2 separate regions of the Homo sapiens genome follow, and region 2 is linked to region 1. The links are chromatin loops, found by intact Hi-C in ENCODE. Cell type or tissue: IMR-90. All regions are shown on one strand.

What was found. Peaks named below come from ENCODE experiments on the same cell type or tissue, not always from the same donor. Only the 100,000 strongest peaks of a DNase experiment are listed, where the experiment ranks them.
Region 2: a loop joins it to region 1, with 2.5 times the contacts of the local background. A loop is called at or near these places in 2 of 110 quality-filtered maps.

Annotation. Positions count from the first base shown.
Region 1 is chr10:44,179,030-44,181,529 of GRCh38, forward strand. No RefSeq gene overlaps it. Among named protein-coding and RNA genes, the nearest start is that of LINC02881, 110 kb to the right of the region's middle. In IMR-90, no CTCF peak of the experiment used is centred here; a DNase peak (open chromatin) is centred at 1,392.
Region 2 is chr10:43,808,164-43,810,663 of GRCh38, forward strand. The region is part of intron 2 of LOC105378275 (a long non-coding RNA gene); the gene reads left to right. Among named protein-coding and RNA genes, the nearest start is that of LINC02658, 31 kb to the left of the region's middle. In IMR-90, no CTCF peak of the experiment used is centred here; a DNase peak (open chromatin) is centred at 1,258.

The DNA.
Region 1 (2,500 bases):
AAATTCTAAGCTGACGACTAACCAATGGCATTCGTTCACATATTTGAGGAATAACAGTCTGTGTCTAAGTTTTCCTCAGGAATGAATTGCTGATATATTAAAAATAAGTCCATTGGTAGACTATCTATAATAAACTAGCCAAAGGGCAAATAATACAAATTAATTTCTAAAACTATCAAAGGGGCATTCATTAAACTTCAACATATGTTCTCATAAAAACCGTATTAAATGATCAATGAGGATGACAAGAAATATCTAATAAAATTCATCTGTGGGCACCTGTGATGGTGAAATTATTGAAGCATTGCTTTTAAAATCAGATGCAAGGAAGGGTGCCTATTATGATTTACCATCTTTCTGGAAGTTCTAGTAATTACTCTAAGATATGGAGATAGAAATAAAGAATACAGCAATTGCTAAGTAAGGGAAAGTGAATTGCCTGAGAAAGAAAAAGCCTGATTTTTCTTGTATGAGTTGCCTTATTGTTTTCAATGGCTTGATCCCTTGAGCCATATTTGGTATTATATTCAAATATGGTGCCTCATGCTGGGATAGGAAGCTAATCCTAGCCCTTCCTCATCACTGGGAAAGTGGTCAAGGAAAAGCAAATGGTGTCAAATTCCTCTTTACCCATAGTCGTGGCATGAATTGTGTTTCTCCTTAATTCATATTTTGAGATCTCAATGCTCAGAACGTCAGAATGTCACTGTATTTGGAAATAGGGCCTTTACAGAGGTGACTAAGTTAAAATGTGATGGTTAGGGTGGGCCTCAATCTAATATGACTGGTGTCCTTATAAGAAGAAGAGATTAGGATACAAAGGGAAGACAATGTAAAGATATAGGGAAGGTATAGGGGGAAGACCATGGGAAGATACAGGGAAAAGATATAAGAAAAAGCCAAGGAGGGTAGCTTCAGAAGAAACAAAACCTGCCAGTGCCTTGGTCTCAGACTCCCAGCCTCCAGAACTGCAGGAGACATATGTTTTTGTTGTTTAAGCCGCCCAGTCTGGTACTTTGTCATGGCAGCCCCGGCTGAGTGGTGTACCCTATTTTCTCACGGTGTTCTTATGTTCTAGTTGGTGTCCAGTGGTCTTGGCGCTATCTGCATAGCTTCTGGTGGCAGTGCCGATGCTTTATGACCCAGTTTGGTGCACGGATATCCAGCGGCACTGAGCTAGTGAGACCTCACGAATCTCAGTGACCATGGACCAGTTTGCCGTGTCTGATGTAGAACTGCTGTTATAAACCTATTAAATGGTGTAGATGCTATCTGGCTGAGACCACAACAGGGATTCCAATGAGGTGGAAGAATCAGGCTTTTTCTTTCTAAACTCACACCAACATCTGTGCTTCAGAAGTCTCTCTCAGAGCATTCATCCCCGCTGACTCATACGCTGTGGCAGGCATCGGACACCTACAGTGCAGTGGGTTCTTTTCCAAAAGTCCATGTGACTTCGTCACGTGAAACAGTGTCTTGTCAAATGCCAGATGCTGCAACTCCCCTGATCCCATAAAGGGGGTTTTGTTCGCATCTCAAGCAGCCCGGCCCTTCTTGCATTTCTTGAAGAGCTCTGGGACAGTGCACCAGTGGTGCCAGAAGAAAGCACATCACAGGTCTGACTGTGGCACTGAGAACTCCTCCTAAAACGAGAGGCAATATTGTTCTAACAAGGAGCACATGGAGGATGCAGATGCCTTAGCCAAAAATCTGGGAAAGTTGAGAAAGAGGAAAATACCAATATTGCCAAATCCTTCTGAGCTACAAGTTAGAAAACATGTTTTATTCAGCATTGGTCTGCATTTTGGTAATTCGATAATAATAGCATTGCCCCACTGAAGAACTAAGAATTGCATAGAACTAAAACATAAGTGAATTCACAAGAGGATCCCACTCTTGAACACATTCAACAGAAGGAATGCCCTCATTTGCCTGGAGAGCTTAAGTGTCACTCTTACACTGCAGTAATGCAAAACAAACCCAATGACGAATTGCCACATTTTAGCTGGGTAGGAGAAAATGTGCTGTAGCAAGAAGCAGATTGAGAGTGATGTTCTTGTTCATACAGTGTCACATATAATTAGTTCATCATGAGGGCTCTGAGCCATGCACCAAATATACACAATGATGAGTTCTTTCACATCTCTTTTCTTTTTTTTGAGACAGAGTCTGGCTCTGTTGCCCAGGCTGGAATGCAGTGGTGCGATCTTGGCTCACGGCAACCTCTGCCTCCCAGGTTCAAGCGATTCTCCTGCCTCAGCCTCCCAAGTAGCTGGTACTACAGGCATGTGCCACCACACCCAGATAATATTTTTGTATTTTTAGTAGAGACAGGGTTTCACCTTGTTGGCCAGGCTGATCTCGAACACCTGACCTCCCGATCCACCTGCCTTGGCCTCTCAAAGTGCTGGGATTATAGGTATGAGCCACTCCACCAGGCCTCACATCTCTTTTCATTTGATTAGATTTGTATAGCCTCAAATCCTTATGAGTGTCCTTC
Region 2 (2,500 bases), 370 kb before region 1:
TTCACAGCTTTTCCACGGACAAAGATCAGCAATTTGTTTTTAAAATAAAAAGTCAATGTTAAAGTGAAGTTGGCATCAGGTAATTGAGATGCTATCAGGATCCTGAGTGGGGACTGAACACATGCAACCACACAGTGTAGTATTTTTAGGCAATTGCTCACTCATTTGAGAAAACACAGTGGGTAAAACTGTTTCCCTTGTGGTGACTGTTGGACTTCCTGCATTTTCAGAGGTTTTCTGTATTTTCATAGGAGTCCCATTTCCTTTTAAGAACCAGATTGCCAATGCCCCATTAGTTAGCTTTCCACTCCAACAGGCCGCTTGCTCTTTTGCCTTTCCCTCCCCTTCTCTTTTAAACCAATTAATTAAAAAGCTTTACAAAAACAATACATGCTAACGTGAAAAATTAAAGCAGTATAGAAAACTACAACACAAAAAGGAAAAGCTCCTCTGCCCTCAGCTCCTACACTCCTCAGAGGTGGCCATCATGAACATTGGCTTCTTTCTAGAACTTTTCCTGCATAGACAATCAGAGAAACATAGATTGATAGACTGATTTATGCAAAGATGGCTGAATAATGATGTTTAATGCTCTGTTACTTGCTTTTTCCTACTTAATTTATGCTAGACATGATTTCACAGCAGTTGTCAAGGAGGTCTATCACCCTTTTCAACATTTGCATTTTTTCAATTATAAATAAAAAATTAATTAATTAAGAAACACTTGCATTTGGTTCTACTGTAGAAGTGTACCATCATTTGTTTAACCAATATTCCACAGATTGACTTGTAGATTACTTCAGAGGTCTTAATATTAAATGTTCCAGTAAATATCCTCAGGCATGTGTTTTTGAAGAACAGGGCTAGTGTATCAACAGGAGATTGTTTTATAGGTCTTTATAAAATTAAACTGTTTTCACTGGTATAAAAATTTAATAATTGTCAAATAAAATGTTGCTCTTTTAAAGTTTCTTCTCATTATCAAATGACGCTTTTTTTTTTGTCTTGGTCTTCTATAAACCTGCCCTTAAGCTGTGACAAAATTAATTTAAAAAAATCGATGTTGGTCCATGGGATCCATAAATTCTTTTTATAGATCGTTTAACAGAATTCTGTGTCGTGGGCGAGGCTCCAGGCTGGTGTGCAGCGGTGCGCTCCTGGGTCTGTGAGTGGGCATTCCTCAGAATCCCCACAGCCTGACCTGCTGCCCTTTGCTGGTTTCACTTGAAGCTATTATTCCAATTGACTCACTCTTGGCTGACATCTGGATGCGTTTTATAACAGACTGTTTTCATAACTCCACAAAAAGGTTCTCAGGATTAATACTTGTTTATTTTCATTTTCCATTGGACCTTAAATTAGCTAGCAGCCAATACTGGCACAACCCCTTACTGGAAGCCATTTTACCTAAGTGGAGGGGATGGCAAATCCATCCAACCTTGGGTTTTCTGTTGCTTTAAAACCTCTTGCCAACCAACTATTCCAGAGTGGCTGTCAAATCAACCAATAGCAAAATATTTGGGAGTATTTGTCAGTTAGCTGGGGTAGAAGCAGCCAGATGTGTGGATAGGTCATACAGTTACCTTCCCCGTGTAAGTTGGGGCCAGGGTAACCCATGGACATGTGTGCATGTACAACACAGGTGCATGTACAGCCAAGCATACAGGTGCCAAGATATTTTATTGGGATATTATGTGTTTTCTTCTCTCTGTTGTAGGTATTTTTTTTTCCTCTCCCACCTGAAAATTTTTTCTTTGCTTTTTGAGATTGTACTTTCAAAGACATTCAAGACACCCAGATTTTAAATTCAGGGTGTTAATCCAGGGTTTTGTTTTTGAAGACCTGGGATCATTGAAGGGATTAAGTTAGATTTTCCTAGAGGAAAGAGGCAAGTGACTGCCTTTGAATTTAAGGATTGTCTGTATACGTGTGTGTGTGTCTGTGTGGTGGAGGAGGGGGTTGTTTGCCCTTTAACATTTGTTCTTTTAAGGTTTCTTCTCATTATCAAGTGACACTCTTTTTTTTTTGTTCTATAAACTTACCACTGAGCTGTGATAAAATTGATCATTTAAAAAAATATGTGTTGATCTGTTGTGATCTATAACTTATTTTCTTATAGATTATCATGGGCACAGCTCAAGGCTAGTGGTACAAGAGCACCCCTTCCCAGCAAATTAAAAAGCCTGTTATTTTTGCAAAAGCATTAGAAGCTTTCAACAATGTTGTCAAGAGCCTTTCTTAACTCTTTGGTGACTGGTCTGAGTCAGTCACAGGTGGAAGGTGTGATGTGATCAGACAGGCCCTGACATTTCTTGTGAACTCATGAAATCCTGCATCTTTTCCAAATGTGCAATTTTGTTTTTGAAATTAATTTTTATTATCTTCACATTGTGTTGGATGATCAGAGGATTATAATTATTCCCTGCCCCAGGGGAGAGTATTGCAAAGGTACATAGGGCATGAACGTGGGGAGGGCAAGAAGTGTGCCCAAAGCGTGCTA